3 separate regions of the Homo sapiens genome follow, and all the other regions are linked to region 1. A link is a loop called in an ENCODE intact Hi-C map of the cell type or tissue named here. Cell type or tissue: heart right ventricle. All regions are shown on one strand. Links, peaks and the distances in the headings refer to the core of each region. The heading gives the core; the rest is flanking DNA. Region 1 has its middle 5.3 kb from the start of MMRN1. Region 2 has its middle 81 kb from the start of GPRIN3. Region 3 has its middle 47 kb from the start of TIGD2.

The links. A loop is a pair of places that touch in the nucleus more often than their neighbours do. Peaks named below come from ENCODE experiments on the same cell type or tissue, not always from the same donor. Only the 100,000 strongest peaks of a DNase experiment are listed, where the experiment ranks them.
Region 2: it touches region 1 in a loop (3-fold over the local background); 46 of 110 quality-filtered maps call a loop at or near these places.
Region 3: it touches region 1 in a loop (6-fold over the local background); 34 of 110 quality-filtered maps call a loop at or near these places.

What each region holds. Positions count from the first base shown.
Region 1 is chr4:89,886,471-89,892,631 of GRCh38, reverse strand. It overlaps a transcript of MMRN1 not described here. Among named protein-coding and RNA genes, the nearest start is that of MMRN1, 5.3 kb to the left of the region's middle. In heart right ventricle, for the core only: no CTCF peak of the experiment used is centred there; a DNase peak (open chromatin) is centred at 3,096.
Region 2 is chr4:89,223,530-89,229,690 of GRCh38, reverse strand. No RefSeq gene overlaps it. Among named protein-coding and RNA genes, the nearest start is that of GPRIN3, 81 kb to the left of the region's middle. In heart right ventricle, for the core only: a CTCF peak has its summit at 2,543 (motif pointing left); a DNase peak (open chromatin) is centred at 2,540.
Region 3 is chr4:89,155,678-89,161,838 of GRCh38, reverse strand. No RefSeq gene overlaps it. Among named protein-coding and RNA genes, the nearest start is that of TIGD2, 47 kb to the right of the region's middle. In heart right ventricle, for the core only: CTCF peaks have their summits at 2,550 and 2,749 (motif pointing left); no DNase peak of the experiment used is centred there.

The sequences.
Region 1 (6,161 bases), core at 2,072-4,571:
TGATCTACTAAGCCATCTTGCACTTTAACTCCCCAGAGAATCTCAAGCTCATTTAGTGATTTTGGGTATATGGATCAGCCCTTAATTAGAGGTATAAAATACTCCAGAAATTGTCAGAGACCTTGTCTCAAATTCTTCTTTCTGAGACTAATTAATACTCATTAAATAACAATTAAGAAAAATAATATTGCTGAGATGACTGGCTGAAGAGTACTCAGTTTACTCATTCTTCTAGATACTATTATACTAGATACTAGATACTAAAATACTATTGTTGGATTAAACTATATCATCAGTTTTGTATAACTGGACCCTGTCATTTTGCTATACCTCCCATTTCCCACTTGGTTGTTCATATTAAATTATGTTTTACCATCTTGCCATTTGTTCACCATGAATATTTTATAAGATAAAAATCATGAAATTTATTATATTATGAGTTATCAGGAGATTTTTATGTCATTTTTCATTGTATCATAAACATAGGATTCACTATATACTGCAACATGGGTTGTCTGTAGGTGATGAGATAATGGGTTTGGTTCTTTTCCACCTTATAATGCATATGAATTAATTTTCTAACCACAAGAAAAAAAAACAAAAAAAGATTATTAAGTTAAAAGAAAATATAAATGTGAGTTAAAAGAGAATCTTAGATTGAGGAGTTCACTGTAGATGGTGCTGTGTACTATTCAAAGCATTTTTATAGCTGCAAGACTTATTCTTTGTAAAATGTTGGGGGTATGGGCTAACTTCCACCAGATTAATAGGATTTTTCAGCAGCTGTTTTCTTCATTTTTCACATGAGAAATTCCTATTTTCTTAAAATAGTTTAAAACATCCAAAATATGATTTCATTATTACCTTCCTCCATAAGACATATCTGTCAAAAAATAATAGAAGAAAACAAATTTTAGAGCTTTTTCAATTTAATGGTGTTTGAAAAATATTGAAAACCTGTCAAATTTACATGTGGACAAAGGGGGTTATCAACATACAGCAAAAGGGCTGGAGAAGAAGAGAAACTGATTTCTGCATGATTTTGATGAGTCGATGTGCTAGGTAAGTTAAATTTGGCATATTATTTAATTCTTACAAACATGTTAGGTAAGTATTCTATTCTTGTTATACTCATGGGAAGTTAAACTTAAAGAAGTTAAATAACTTCCTAGGGTAACACATTAGTAATTGTTAGAACAGATATTTATGCCCAATCCTGATTCAATAGGTATTCGGTAAATATTTGTTGAATCAGTGAACGAATAGATGAAGCTATGACCATACTCCTATGTATAGTGATAACAAATGGGTTGAAGAGGGCTCTATTTCACATTATTATAGCCACACAAAAGAAAAAAAAAGTAATCTAAATAAATATAATGAACTTGTTCCGGGAACACACCTTCAAAAGTCTTCTGAAATACCCATTCAGTCAGATTGCCTCCTGTAAGTTACTCCTAAAGAAAATTCAGAAAGCCCATTGTTTCTATATTATCTATTCTCAAAATAAATATGAGAAGGTTTATTTTGAAGCCGTCACAGCCACATTAGAATAATAAACCAAAGACTGGGAGTTGTAGAATAAAAGATAATGAAGCAGTAGTGATGCTAGAAAAATTTAAGATAAGCAAATAAATTGGAAGTAAGAAAATTTAGGTTTGAGTGGGCTGGCAGGAAAGGGAAGATGGACAATTAATGAATTATATAATTCTTAATATTAAGTGAGAGAAACATATTAGTTTATCAGGAAAAAAAAACAACATATTTGTCCTAATATTAAAATTTTAACTTTATAAGATCATAAGGAACATACTGATAAAGATGACCAAATGCCCCTCATGAGAAAATGAATGTAAGAATAGTTCACAAAACCATGTCATTGCTGATTTTATATTTCCCATTTACGCAGAACAGTACCCTTGAAGTGAAAGAGTTCAAAACGCATTTCTTTTGATCATTTTAGAAATAACCATATTTTCATTTTCTTAATGGAAAGCTGTATCTGGTTATCAAGTGATTATCATTAGTGACTTCCACTTCTGGAAATATGGAATAGACATATCTCCCTATTCCTTCTGCTAAGTACATCTGAAAATATGGACATTATATATAGAAAAAATAGAATAAGACTCTGAAGAGTGGAGAAAAGAAGGCAGAATGGCTAGGTGACCCAAGGAACAATGAAGCACTGAGTTCCCAAGTTTACTTTTGCCTCATTTCTGGGTACTGGAGAATTTGGCAAACTAGGAACGCCAATGGGCAGAAACAATAAAAGCCCCAATAAAAGCTCTCTTTAGGCCAAGGACTAGAGAATTGTCAGCCTGGAAAGAAGAGAAAGTTTTTAGAAAATAACCACTCTACTCCCACCATAGAGCACAGGGGAAAAAAAAAAAAAAAAGCAAAATAAAAGACAAAAGAACCCACCCTTGCCAGCAAAGCCTGAAGGGAGAATTAAACTTCCACCTCATGAGGTTATAACAAGGTGTCCCAACCCTCATTCTTCTGTTGGGGTAGTCTCAGAGAAGGCCAACAGAGGAGCCAGAAATTTCTTCATCAAGAAGCCTCGCCTGAGTACACTGCCATGGCTCTCCAAAAGCTGAGTGAAAAGAAAAGAATGAAAATCAGTAGCTTCAAGGCATGGCAGGTCTTCACTGAGTGACTTTGGAGGAAAGGTCCTCCAAAGGCTAGAGATAAGGCAAGAGGTTGGAAAGATGTCTTCCAAGGTATAGAAATGCAGGGGTGGGTCTGGAAAGAAATGAGAATGTACTAGAGATTGTTTTAAAAATGATTTTTCGTTGCAAGTAGAAGAAGATTTTTCATTGTAAAGTAGTGTTTTAATCATCCTCTCTTCACCCCATTGGTGAGGGAGGAATTCCCACCCTAAGGTTATAAGAATGGGTGAACACATGATGTCTAGTGTTGAATTGATGAGATTGGAAGCAGTTTATACATAAACTAAAGCCCTGGGGAAGAGGGCACAGCACATCACGCAGGGCCACACCAGGGCTGCACTCGGGAATACAGTGAACAATCAACAATGCTAGAAGGCGGACTTTGTAATATCAAGAGTATGAGGTGTCCCCTGGCTCCCACAGGCGGATGTGACTGGCTTGTTCGAATAATTCTGTGGGCTGGCAGGGAACTGAAACCTACTACTCAGGGATAAGCAGGAACTATGCCTGGTCCCTTTGATAAGGCAGTGGATACTGGGCTGGGGACCTTATCCACAAGAGCAGAGTGGGGAAGGAAACTTTTGGGTTAAGGCCCTCGACGCCCTCTGGTTTCAGATGTCAAGACGGCACATAATTCTGTGTCTTAATTTTAGGCCTCGTATCACACACAGTTCAGAGAGCTTTTTCTCTGTATTGTCAAGGATAAAGAGCTCTCCAGAGCTTTGCCTGTGCTCAGATCTCAAAATTAGTTGAAAGGAAAATCCTTATCACGTCCTCAAAGTATTTTAAGAGCGTGGTGAGTTAAAACTTAATGCTACAACAATTTTGGTTTATATTAGACCTAGCTCAATTACAAATTGGGATAACTCAGCTCCTACACTAAACGGCTAACAGAATAAGAATGTCCTTCTCTGAGGTAAATATTATTTACTATAGCCTTTATTATTCTTTTAAGCATAATGCCTCATACAATAAAAATTGTAAGACAAATAAAAAATAAGAAAATGTAATTCATGGTCAAGAGAGAAACCCTAAAAAAATCAAGAAAACACCAAGATATTGGAAGTATAAGAGAGAGAATTTCAAATAACTATGATAGAATGTGGTATTGAAGATGGGCAACATGTCTGAACAGAACGGGAATTTCAGCAGAGATAAAAATTATTTTTTAAAAAGTTGAATGAAAATGCCAGGAATAAGACATATCAAAAATGAAGAAGTCATTTGATAAGCTTGATAGCATACTGGAAATATCAAAGAAAATAAGCAGTTAGCTTGAAAATAGGTCAGAAGAGATTATCAAAACTGAAACACAAAAAAGATGAATATGTGAACGAAATACACAGTGTCGAGATCTGTGGAACAATTTCATATGGTTTAGCACACCTATAAATGGAGGGAATAAAGAAGAAAAGAGAGACTAAATAGGACAAAAGATAATTTTTTAAAGATTTATAGGTAAGAATTTTCCAAAATTGATGAGACACAATTGATGAGTTATCAGGAAAAAAAAAAACACGCCATATCACATAAAGGGGAACACAATTATAGCTAACTTTTCATTAAGTCAGATAGATGAGAGAGAGCAATAGAATTACATCTTTAAAGTGCTCAAAGGAAAAAAATAACTTGCCAACTTATAATTCTATATCTTGTAAAAATATCCTTCAAAAGTAAAGGGGAAATAAAGACATCTTTAATAGGTAAAACGTGAAAGAATTTGATTTCAGAAGACCCACCCTATAAGATATACTAGAGAAACCCATTGCGCTAAAGAGAAACTACAGAAAAATGGAGCTAGATTGACAAGAATGAATGGAGAGCATCAGAAAAGTTAAATATATATGTAAACAAATTTGATATTATCTTATCAATTAAAAAATGTAGATAATTGATATTATCTTTATTATAGAGTCAAAAAAGATGAATATGTGAACAAAATGAATAGTGTCTGAGATCTGTAGAACAATTTCATATGGTTCAACATACCTATAATTGGAGGAAATAAAGAAGAAGAGAGAGAGCATTATAATTTCATATGTAGTGTGAAATTATAATGAATTAAATTTTTTTTTAATTTGACTGTTGAGATAAAAATCACAGCAATAATGTATGGTGAGATTGATAGCATTTGTAGTTAAAATTCAAGACAGAGGAACACAAAGAGCCTGCAGGTGTGTAAATGGAATTACACAGTTATAAGTAGATTCTGATGTTATATGTGAGAAGTAAAATGTTATTTGAAAATATACTAGAATAAATTAAAATGCATATTTTAATTGTTAGAACAAAAATGTAGTTTAAAAATCAATGTAGGATTACAATGGAATATTTAGAAAATACTCACTTCATATAAAAAGGGCAAGGAAGGATGAAAGGAGACTCAGTTAAGAACACATAATACTGAATATAAATGTACCTAGTAGTGTTTCAAAATATGTGAAGCCAAAATCACTGTAAATGTGTGGATTTATTTCTGGGTTCTCTATTTTGTTCCATCAGTCTATGGGTCTGCTTTCATGCCAGCACCATCCTATTTTGGTTACTACAGCTCTGTAGTATAATTTGAAGACAGGTAATATGATTCCTCCAACTTTGTTCTTTTTGCTTAGAATTGCTTTGGCTATTCTGTATTTTTGGTGGTTTCATTTAAATTTTAGGATTTTTTTCTATTTCTGGAAGAATGTCATTGGTATTTTGATAGGGATTGCATTAAATCTGTAGATCGCTTTGGGTAGTGTGGACACTTTAACAATATTGATCCTTTGAATCCATGAACATGAGATATCTTCCCATTTTTGTGTCGCCTTCAACTGCTTTCATCAATAATTTTTGACAAAGGCTTCAAAAACATACACATGTTTTCTTTAATTTGTGGGAGCTAAAACATTTGCTCTCATGGAGGTAGAGAGTAGAATTTTGGTTATCACAGGCTGGGAAGGGTAGTGATGAGCAGGGGATAAAGAAAGGTTGGTTATTGGATACAAAATACAGTTAGATGGCAGAAATAAGATATAAGGTTCAGTAGCACAATAGGGTGACTATAGTTCACAATAGTTCATTGTATATTTCAAAATAACTAGAGAAGTGGATATGAAGTGTTCATAACACAAAGAAATGATAAACATTTCAGGTGATCAATATCCTAATTACCTTGATTTGATAATTAAACATTGTATGTTGTATCAAAATATCACATGTACTCCATAAGTATGTACAACCATTATGTAGCCATAAAAATAAAAAATAAAAAAATAAAAATCATGAAGCCAAGATGGACAGAATTAAAGGGAGAAATGGATAAATCTAATATCATAGTCAGAGATATTAACATCCTTCCTTTAGTAGACAGATATTCACATAATCAGCAATGATATAGAAGATTCGAACAAAATTATTAACCAATTGGACCTAATTGATATTCATAGAACATCCAACAACTACAGAACACATACTTTTTAAATGTACATGGAACCCTCATTGATACAG
Region 2 (6,161 bases), core at 1,435-3,934, 660 kb after region 1:
ATATTTATAGTTTCTTGTATTATAATGTCATAAGTTATTTGTCACTGGACACATAATACCCACCACATAGGTAAATTTTTACTAATGTAATTTTTTTAGGTCACATAATTGATTAGATGTGATACTTTTAAGCGGACTGTAACATGAAAAATCACTGTGTGAATGAACACTGAAAAGAAAAACTTTTATGTATTATATTATATATATATATACAATATGAGGAGATGATACAGTATGATATATGACATGGAGAGATGAACCTTCATTATTCAGAACCCCTAAATCATGTCTGGAACCAGTAGTTGAGGAAGATACATCTGATTCAAAATAATTTTTAAGAGTGCTTTTTTGTTCCTACAAAACATATAAGGCCCACTGTTTCCTTTTGTTTTTACCTGTTGTGTTTGTGATCTATGGAACATATATATAACAAAGAATGCCAAATATCAGTTCAGAAAAAAAAATGGCCTACCAGTGTTCAATGTTTCCTAATACAAAAACAATAAATCACATTATATTCTTCAGTGAAAAAGTCATGTGAATCAACACAAAATTGGTCTAAAACAGGAATCTACTTCTCACGTGCTCACCTTGGGTGCCCTCTAACTTGGTTTGCCTTGAAGTGCTCAGTATCCTCACACCCCCATACTAGGAACTACAGTGTAGAAGGAGTGTTCTCACATAGCCATCAGGAATTTGGTATGTCAGTATTTGAGGCAGATGCAATTTAGTGATTGCACTCTTGTGACAGCAGATACCAATTCATTAGCAGCCCTGTTCAGACAACAGGGCTCCTCACTGTCCACGTCTTGCCTGGTTATTGATGAACATTAAAGAAGCAACAGGAATGAATAAGAAATTATGCCATTGGTCTAAATCTATCTAATGCATCCTTTCAAGTTCTTGAGAGACAACACATTTATTTTTCCAACCTTGTCCTACATGGTCAAAAGTTGTACAGTTCTGTTCATAATGCTTATCTGTGTTTAGTGCATGTCTTAGTCATGGAAACAGGCAAGGTTATGGTGGCCTGGGTTTTCTTTTTTAGTCTCTACTATACTCTTGGGATATTGAAGAGTCTTCAAAACCAAAATTATCCCAGTTTAATTTAAAAGAGCCAGAGAGAAATCCTCTTTTCACAATTTGACTATTCAACCTATAGATTTCAGAGGGTTTCTATCCCCCTAACATGAATAGGAGTAATATTAAAATCTTCTAAGCCCACACGCTGCCTATAATATAAGCTGACACCTTTAAAGTGTTAGCGTTTGTAGCCATCAACACCACTCCTTGATGTCGCCTGCACCTGGCACACCATTCCTATACGTCCCTCCAGTAGAGACAGGCAGAAACTACATCCCATTTATGAACTAGCACTAGAAATTGTATAGCATCCTTTCTGAGATACTCCATTAGTCAAGGCAGTTACAAGCCCTGCCTAGATTCAAGGGGAGAAAACAAACCCCACTGAGAAGTGTGTCAATCGCCTTGTAAGGAAATCATGTGAGTTTGATAACCATATTGGTGCCGCCATCTTTAGAACATAAAATCTGTGCTCTGTCGTACCCTTCCTCCAAAGGTAAGGCGGGCCCAGTTCTTAGACATATAATGACCTTTCTCTCCTGGTTCAGTTGGAACCAAAGACTTACTTTACTCAGCTGTAGTATCAGTAATTAATAACTTTACATCATTCGTGAAAGTTCAGCTAGAAATGAATAATATTTAAATTAAGAATGCACTACGTAAGACTTTGTAATAAACTGTCTAATTGGAAGTTTATTGCGAGGTTAAGTCTCTTAAACTAACTTCCCTAATGAAACGGAAAAATTTTTTTAATAATTTGGCAAAAATAAATATTGAATCCTAAATTTAAATAAGAGAAGGAAACAGTAATTAATTGAAATCATTTATACCACATCGTTATCTAAAACCTGGCTGTTGGTAAGAATGGCATAACATTCCATTTTAATTTTTAAATATAAAGTTAATTAACAGATTTCTGGACTATGGACTTTAATAAATTATCAGTAATCACTAACAAAATAATTATTTGAATAATAAATGCCTTCTAGGTGTTTGAAGTTCCTCAAGCTGGTGGAGGGGAAAAGGAGTTTCCTCATATATTTCTTAAATCTCTTAGTTTTCCACCTTCAAACGTCTGTATTTTTTCTCTTTTGCAAGAAACTTTCAATTAAGCAACCATAACTTCAAGCCTTTGTCTAAATCATATTAAATTCTGAACAGACACGTTCCAACATGATCGTTGATCAAACTTGAGAGCAGGGAAGCAAAAAGAAAATCTACGTAGATACATCTTCATTTCTGTACCCTGTATGAAAAAAAAATGTAGTTACAATATCGCCAAGGTCTTCTCTGGAATTTGAGACCTCAGTAAAAGCCTTTTCCGTATCCATGGATTAAAGAAAAAGAGAGTGAACTGCCCTACCCTAAGCGTTGGAACCTGGAGTTAGCCTTGCCAGGGCAGTGAAACCCAAGGAATGAAGCCACGGGTTGCATGAGAAAAACCAAGCTGTGACTGCCCTCTGCTGGAAAGGTCTGGATGACCTGTCTCTGAAACTCTTGGTAGGCCCTAGAGGTAGTTCCCCTCCACTCTCCCTCCTGCCAACTGTGAACAAAAGTTCTCTGAAAAGGAATTTGAAGGAAAGAGACTTTATTCCAGTGAACAGTTTGCTAACTGGTGAGACACAGCCTTAGGTGTAAAACAAAGGTGGTTCCAGAGAACAAAGAAAGAGTGTGGGTTTTATAGCAAAAGCTTCAGCCCAGCTTCCCGAGCAGGTCCTTTTATGTAAACAAAGGATTCAAACTTCCTTATTGCTGATTGGCTGACACAGCTGAGTTCTGATTGATTGATAGAGCCAAGCTGTGACTGGTTGGTTCAGGTGAGCTCTGAAAGTCCCAAAGTTAAAAAAGTGTGGCTTTTTGTGCATCTCAGAGTATGTGTGTGAACTTTAGTCAGCACATAGCTCCTTGGTCTATTTTAAATAGCCACTTGGGATCCATTCTGAAGGACTGACTCTTTCAAGTTCACATTTGTTCACACAACTAAGCCCATAAATGCCCCATCAGCTAGTTGCTACAACCTCCACCCTGTCTGCTCCAGCCTGCCACCATGCTAGATCTTTCTTCTCCTTAGGTCTGTACTGTGACTTCTTAATTAGTAGTAAGTAAGCCGTGGGTCTTTGCTTTCCCCATTAATTGCCAAGGTGACATTCTGCCACAAGCCTGAGACATCTGTCTCTTCACCAATTCCACCCAAAAAAACTGAAGTATTTTATCTTTAGAGATGAGATGGGCAAAATAGGCTACAAGCATAGCTGACTGCTGTACAATCCACTCATGCCTCTGAGTTATCTTCTTTAACACACAGCTATTCTAGAATGGAATAGAAAGGTCTATGCCCTACAAGAGACCCATGCGTGAATCGTAATGTGTATGCTAACTAAAATAACATATTTCTAAAGAACTTAATTATAATTGCATAATTGTAATTACTTTTGTCCTAGATTAACATATTTGAAAAAATAAATTATTTACATAATTCAAAAACCTTGAGCTCTTACCCGTCTGTGGATTTGAATGACCATACATCATGATTTAAGCCAAAATTTATCTGATTTATCACGCTTATCTGTACAATTATCAGCTACCTCCTTAATTATATTTCACATAGCCACCTCTGACAATCCCTGGGGAGTTACACAAATGCCCACAAAACAGTAAAATTGTATTCTTCCCCTCCTCGCTTTTAGATGGTTTCTGCTGTTTGCAAATCCATCATAAATACCATTACCACAGCTCCAGGTACTTTCTGGGGATTGCCTGCCAATCCCATGAAGTTGTCTCCCTGACTTTCCAATGCCTAAAGACCCTTGAGCTAGTGAACCCTATAGTTTTACTGCACTTAAGCTAAACTCAATTCAGCACATAAGGAAAAATAATGGTGTCTCTAGGTAAGGATCAGAGAAAGCCCATAAACCTTGGTGAAACTGAGAGCTAAACCTCCTCTTAACCTCTCTATCTTATAGTCTCTGCTGCCCCAAACTCATCCTGCCTTTATTATCTGGAGAGCAAAAGGAGAAAAAATCTTTCCCCCTCCAAATTCTGTTCTCCCATGCACATTACCTATTAATTCACTGATAGATCAGCTCTCTTGGTAAACCAGTTTATTCAACGGAGTAGATGGAGGGAAAGGTAATAAAAGAAAGTCTTGGTGGTGATCAAATTTGAGAACCCTGAGCTATGTTGTGTTTAAGCCCCTCTACAGGACTTTTTTTTCTTGATGATAAAACTTCTGACATCAATTTGCTCGCCAGGAATGTGAAAGTTTTTCTTATCTAACTTTCCTGGAGTACTTTCTCCCTATCACCATTCCTACCACTACCACTTCCAACCAATCCAATACTTATTCTCAATTTTTCCTCCCTTGCTCTGTCTAATAAGCATTATATATCTTATCTATGAAGTACAGTCTGTCTCTAGGTAGCTCTATACTGCAGGGATTTTTTTTTTCAGCTCGCGAGACTAATTTTTGTGTTTTATTGTCTAAACTCTTTTTATTTTTCCTACTCTCAGATGTCACCAAACAGCAATTTAAGAGTTTGATGTTGATAAGCCTCTTTATATATTAAAAAGATAATAATATTTATAACTTATTGAGTGCTTTAAAGATATCATCTTATATTATGTCATACTGTGATCAATACATTCCTATCCTCATTTAGAGAATTTTTTTAACAGTGATTTATTCTTTAAAAAAAAATCAATAAGATGACAGAGCAAGGACTCAAAACCAAATCTGTTTGTTTTCAAGTCCATACCCCTACATTTCTGCTCAGTAAAAGTTGAGAATAAGGAAGGAAACAAAAAGAGGCCTCTGCAACCAAAATAAATGTCACAAAGTCCATGTGCTAAAGCTCATTAACTTATCCCAGAGGGAATCCCTCAGACTCATAATCAGAGCCTATTCAGTCTAATCCTTGTCACAATTCTAGATTACCTGTTTTCTACATCTGTGTCAGATAGGAAACAGCATGTTGAAAGCACTGAAAATAACAAGAGATGTAATTAACATATTTGGCGTAAGGAAGAGACATGAAAGCTACAAAAATTAGTCTCACAAAGTGAAAAAAAAATCTGCAGGATAGACCTACCTAGAGGCAAATACCTCTACACTCTAGTATCAAATGAGTGCAAGAGTTGATTTTCATAAATCCTAAGAACATCTTTTTGTTGTTCTTATACCCCACTTACGATAACTCCATTAAATCTTCCAAAAGACAAGAATCAGCAGCCCTGTGTTCCCATTTGTAATCTTTTCTTTCTTAAAGATAACTTTCTGCTTTAAATATCATAGTACCATTGTTGGAAAACAATTGTTTTTGCCCAACATGAAAACTTAATTTAGGAAGACACTCAGGATTTTATGTTAAAGACTCCATACAGTATAAATCCATTTTTTATAAAGCTCAAAAAGAAGCAAAACAAAACAATGTGTTATTTAGGAATACATGGTGGAAACAATTTTTTAAATGCAAAGGAATAATGACCTTAAAATTTGACCTAGTGCTGGCTGGGCGTGGTGGCTCATGCCTGTAATCCCAGCACTTTGGGAGGTCAAGGCTGGCGGATCACCTGAGGTCAGGAGTTTGAGACCAGCTTGACCAACATGGAGAAATCTCTACTAAAAATACAAAATCAGCCAGGCGTGGTGGCGCATGCCTGTAGTCCCAGCTACTTGGGAGGCTGAGACAGGAGAATTGCTTGAACGCAGGAGGCAGAGGTTGCGGTGAGCTGAGATCGTGCCATTGCACTCCAGCAATGGCAATAAGAGCAAAATTCCATCTCCAAAAAAAAAAAAAAATTGAAATAGCACTTCCATCCTGGAGGTAAAAAGGAGATAAATAAGCAAATAACCCAATTTACAAATGGGTAAAGGAGTTGAACAGACATTTAGCCAAATGACCTGTGCCAATAAATTATACCAATAAGCCAATTGTCACATGAAAATATACTCCACATCATTATTCATTAGGGAAGTACAAAATCAAAACCACAATGAGATACCTTTTTTTTAACCCATTAAGATAAGCATAATAAAAAGCCATGCAATAACAGGTCTTGCCATAGATGTGGAGAAACTG
Region 3 (6,161 bases), core at 1,789-4,288, 730 kb after region 1:
GCATTGGCATGTCATCTTTGCTGGCCCTTCTCTAAGCTGGAGCTTGTCCCACCTCATCTTGGGAGGTCTCTGTCTTGACTATGTTGGCTGCTGAAGCACCTAAGGCTGATGTGGCCATAGACTATTCTCTTGCACCCTCAGTTCATGGTCTCCCCCTTTTCCCCACTCCCCAACCCTTGTTCTTTCCCTTGTCTCATACTGGGGCTCTAATCTGCTGAAAATTTACCATATTATCAAATCACCGTGCAATCTCACAATAGCATCCACTCTCTTCCTGAAAACAAGGACCTTCTGGAAGGCACAGAGGCTCTCAATTCTCAGACCTTCTTCGCACCTCCAAATAAACTGGAAATTTTCTTATTTGTCTTCTACACACTCAGGAGCAGAAGGGTACTTTCAGTGGGGTGGTCAGTTTGCTCAGGGAGGCTTCTCTCCTCCAGCTAGTCTGTCAGAGTGAGGCAGAATTTTATGGTAGCTTCTTGCTTAAATGAAGAGAACAGCAACTCCTTGTCTAGCCAGGGAAAATCATTTTCCCATATTTCAGATGTTCTACCTGGCCAATTAAGTATAGCAGGCCTAATTATCAAGTTATTCTGCCACCTTGTAGGTAGAACTAATAACATAGGCAATTTGTACATCCATCCTATATGTATTTGATATGAAACAATGCTGGATAAATGTTTTTAAATGTCTTCTTATTCAAGCCTGCAAGTGTACGTAGAATGTTGCTTTATTATATACAGTAAAACATGTCTCCTCATATCTTCAACAAAGCAGCATGCCATACTACTTTGGCATACTTCATGGCAGTGTGTAATGTACCAGACAACACAGTGTTTATCACTGAGTTTTTCTCTTCCTGTCTTTGTTTGCCACTGCTCATTTCCTAGCAGTATGAAATAACAGTTAAAAACACAGCTTCTAGAGATAGATTATCTTTGATTCAAATTCTGACTTTGCCACTTATTAGCCATGAAGCCTTGGACGTGTTATTTAGCCTTTCTTTGTCATTTTTCATCTGTAAGTAAAATGAGGTTGTTGGTAATAGTATCTACCTCACTTAGTTGTAAGAAATTAAATGAAATTATATTAAAATCTTTAGAATGCTGGAAAACACTGAATAGTTGTTCGTTATCACTTTTCCCTTACTTTGTCTTTCCGTTCTGTATTAGTGAGCTCTGGATGCCATCACAAAATATCCCAGGTTTGGTAGCGTCAACAATAGAAATTTATTTCTCACAGTTCCAGAGACTAGGAGGTCCAAAATCAAGGTCAGGAAGGTAGGCTTTATTCTGATGCCTCTTCTCCTGGCTTGTATAGAGGTAGCCACCTTCTCACTGTGTACTCACATGACCTCTTCTCTGTGCACAAGGGAGAGAGAACTCTCTCTGGTGTCTCTATTTATAAGGGCTATGGGGCACCACCCTCGAGACCTCATCTAAAACAAATCACCTTCCAAAAGCCTCATCTCCAAATACTATCATATTGGGGGTTAAAGGCTTCAACATATAAATTTGGGGAGGTGGGTGGAGCTACAGACATTTAGCTTATAACACATTCCTCTCCCAAAACCCAATTTCTTCCTCTAACTCCCAAAACCCAATTTCTTCCTCGACCTTGACTTCCTATACCTTAAGTCAGAACTAGATCTACTAAGTGGATAGAAACACTCAGTAAATGTTATGTATGCCAAAATACTTGATTCAATGGAATGCTAGGTTACAGGTACATTTTGCTGAAAGATATCTGGACCAGTCATGCACTTGTACAGAGTTAGAAATAAAGAAGACCTTACAAACATTACCTATTCTACAAATAATGCTGGACAAAAACAGCATGACAAAACTCAATGGCTAAAAACAGTGTATTTATTGCTCATACATCTGGAATCAGCTGCAGTTCAGAGACTTAGGCTGGGTGATTCTTCTGGCCTCAACTGGCCTCTCCCATTTGTCTGGGTGTAGACTGACTATTGGTGGGGATCTCATTTTTCTAAGTTTTATCTGGCTTGGAGAATCCAGCTTATCTTAACAGGTCTCATACACCATGTATATGTCACATCCTTCCAGCAGACTAACTCAGGCATGTCCTCTCATGAGATGCAAATACAAGTAAGCTCAGTGCCCAGTCCTGAAAGCAGACAGCAAAAGGAAACACATTCTACTGGCCAGAGCAAGTCCCAAGAACAATTCAAATTCAAGAGATGGAGAAATAAACTGTGCCTTTTCATGGGAGGAATGAGGAATTAGAGCCATTTTGTAATCTGTTGCACCAACAATCCTTTAGTCAGCTCTACCACCCCTCCTTTCCTTTTTCAATTAAAACATCACAAATTTTAATTAGAGAGAGTATGGTATATATTGGGGGTGAAGTTTTATGTAATTCATAAATTACCCAAAGGGTAATTTATAAAAAGTCTTTCTTCATAAGAATTTTGGTGGTTGTTTTGGGGGGGGGGAGGTGGGAGGACTGTATTTAGAAAACATATTGAGGAATAGTTCTGAACATAATTTAATTTCTTTTTGTGTGTCTCAAACTGAGAAAATTGTTTATTAAATAGAAACATCTTATGTGTGCTATATATTGCACAGAAAAGAGGATATTAATATAAACTAGAAGGCTGAAAAATATCAAAATCTATTTTCTAAAAATGTATTACCTTATCTTAGTGTTTACACTTAGCATCCAGTTATGGCCAGGAATGAGGAAATTTGATTTTTGGAAATGAAACAATAATGTGCTGCCACCTTGTGTACAATGCCTGTAAGCACCATTATTTGTCATTGGCATCTCTAGAATACTAATCAGAAAAAAATACTGCAATGAAGGGAGACATTTTGTCCTTATGAAAGGCGGGGTTTCTTAATCTTTTGTGTGCTCATGGGACTCTTTGACAACGTATGGGCCTTTTTTCATAATAATGTTTTTAAATGCATAAAATAAAACACTAGATTTAGAAAGGAAACTATATTGAAATATAGTTATCAAGAGATTTAAAATGACAAATGTATTAGACTAATCCGTGTGTTTAATTAACATATCAGTAACAAAATGTGGTGGTTAATCTAATAACTACTATGATTTTGAGCTGATAGTGTATACATTTTTTGAGACATCTGCAACAACAATAATATGATATGAAAATGTATGTGACAGGCTGATACTATTGTGGTCTGTTGCCTATGCTGTATTCATAATTGAAGGAAATGTTTTATTACAGTTAGAAATTAGTGGAGAAAATTGGTCCTTTTTTGCCTATCTAAGTTCATGGGCCACTTGAATTCTGTCCATAGACCCCTGGAGCTCCAGAGACTGCAAAGTAATCATTCCTGACACTTAATGTAGATTATATTTGATCACTGAACAAAGAAAAACAACACATCAAAACTATCAAAATCAAATATTCATGGAAACCCTACAAATCCATGAAAATGTTCTTTGAATAACATGTTTTTGAAGAACAAAGCATTAATTTTTCTCTCATAAATATTACTTTTATACACCATAATGTAATGAACTATTGGATATTTCTGATATTTTTATATTATATATTATCAAGTATATGTCAACAAAATATATGTGTTGATGTGTTGTTTTATTTGATTTCTTAAGAAAATGTCTAAATTACCTGGATTTTAGCCCAAGATTTGTCTTTGGATGATTTAGTGACCTTGTACATTTCTTTCTTTTTCCTTCCCTTCTCCTTTTCTTTGCTATCTTTCTTCTTTCTTTCTTCTCTCTTTCTCTTTCTCTCCCTCTGTCTCTCTCTCTCTCTCTCCCTCCCTCTCTCTCTCTCACACATATACACACACACACACTTTATTTTATTATTCTTTCAACAAATATTGAATAAGAGATGAATATGTGCTGACATGTGTGCTAAGCTTTGTATAGTGGATAGTGCTCTCAGAAGCCTCGCAGTCAGTCATAATATATCATGGCCCAGGGGCAAATTCATCACACAGCCAAAGAAGATTCAGCTTCATTCCCATGGTCCGGGTATGTGTTCAGCTCCATCATAATGGGTCATAGCTTCCACAAGACCCTCCGGGTCAGAGACAGAACTGACGTAGGTTTCTGTCTATCCTCATGTGCTTGAGCTCATACTGTGGGTTACAGCTTGTTCTTGCTCTCCTCCACTTACCATCTGTCTTCCATTCCCTACTACCTGCTCGGCAGACTTCAAACTCTTAACATCAGACACAAGGGTGACATGTTTACGGAGACTGGTTTACCAGCTCCCAGCATTGCATAAAATTAAATCCCCGTAGCAAATATCTGATTATTACAGATATGTATATATTTTGTTTTATATATAATATATATTATATATTATATATTATATATTATATTATATATATTATATATTATATATTAATTAATATCTATTAATTAATATATAATATATAATTATATATTATATATTATATTATATATATTATTATATTAGATATATAATATAATATATAATATATAATATATATATTATTATATAATATATAATTATATATTACATATAATATATAATATATATTATATAATTATATATTACTACATAGGATATCTATATCCTAATGTAGTTATTAGACTAACCATTGGAGTTTATTTTATATAAAATACAATTATAGTATATTATTAACATAATATATACTTTTATATATAATACATATTAATATAATTATATATTATATATAATTTTGCTTTATATATAATTATATATATAAACAAACTCTAACGGTTAGTCAAATAACTACATTAGGATATATATGTGTATATATATATATATATATATATATATGTATATCCTAACGGCTCTGCTTCTCTGACTGAACCCTGACTGATACAAACACCCATCCATATTTACATACTACATTCTATAATGGCTAATTAATTTCCAATCCTTATCACTTAAGAAACCGATCACTGTACTTAGCCAGGCTACTAAAGGGATAGTCTCTGTGCTGATTCTATCTAGATCCCTCAAGCCCATCCCAGGATTTCTCGCGTGCCATATTGCACTTCTGTCCCACAACATCCACGCTGAAAGGTCTTCAGAAACAATAATCTGGTTTTCTCAGCCTGAGCCCTCTGTTCTTTTTTTTTTTTTTCAGTCTTGCTCTGTTGCCCAGGCTGGAGTGCAGTGGTGCAGTCTCGGCTCACTGCAGCCTCTGCCCCTGGGTTCCAGCGACTCTCCTGCCTCAGCCTCCTAGATAGCTGGGATTATAGGCGCATGCCTCCATACCCGGCTAATTTTTGGATTTTTAGTAGAGACGGAGTTTCGCCATGTTGCCTTCTGTTCTTTTACTCTCCTAGTCCGGCATTCTCTTGGGCATGATCAACATTCTCCTCAAGCTGCAGAGTTGAGAGGGACATTTGAAAATCTGCAAGAGTCACACTGGAGATGGAGCCACTCACTCCGTGGCCCTTTGACATTCTCCATGTGACACCATTAATCATGGCCTGGTAGCGCAAGCTTAGGAGTGCTCAGGCTCTTTACTGTTTAATTGCTTTATGTCCAGCATCACATGGGTCATACTAGTTCTTGTTGCTAGTCCAGATTGTCCCAAAAAACTGCACACTAGATCAAGTTATATTCATAAAATCCAGTACATAGCTTTAGAATAGTATTCAGTGGAAATATCTGCACAAGGGTATGCTACAGAATGTTAATGGGACATACTGTCTTGGAGTCAGGGCCATTCTCAAATTTACTCATACAGACATCAGGAGAGACTGACCCTTTTATTTTGTGTTATGAATGTATATTATTTTTAAAAAATAACTTTGTTACTGTAATAGCTCAACTATCATCTCCTATTTGAGGTCTTCCTCAGTTCCTTCAGACAGAGCTAATGACTTTGTTTGGTATGTAACATCATTTTAATAAAAACCACATTGTATAATGGCTGGATGTTTTTCCAGCTCATCCACAAGACTGTAATCCTCTCAAGTCAGAAATCACACTTTCTTCATCTTTGTTTAACTAGTTCCTAGTGCATTGAGTTTTATTAAAGTTTTGTTGAATGAAAAATAAAGTTATTTTTATTTTATCTCAATTTTCCAGGCTTGGGAAAAATAACTCATTGTTACTTTTAGGTGTTACCAAACACCTTGATGAACATTAAGAATCTGTCTAAAGGCCAGGGCATGGTGGCTCACAC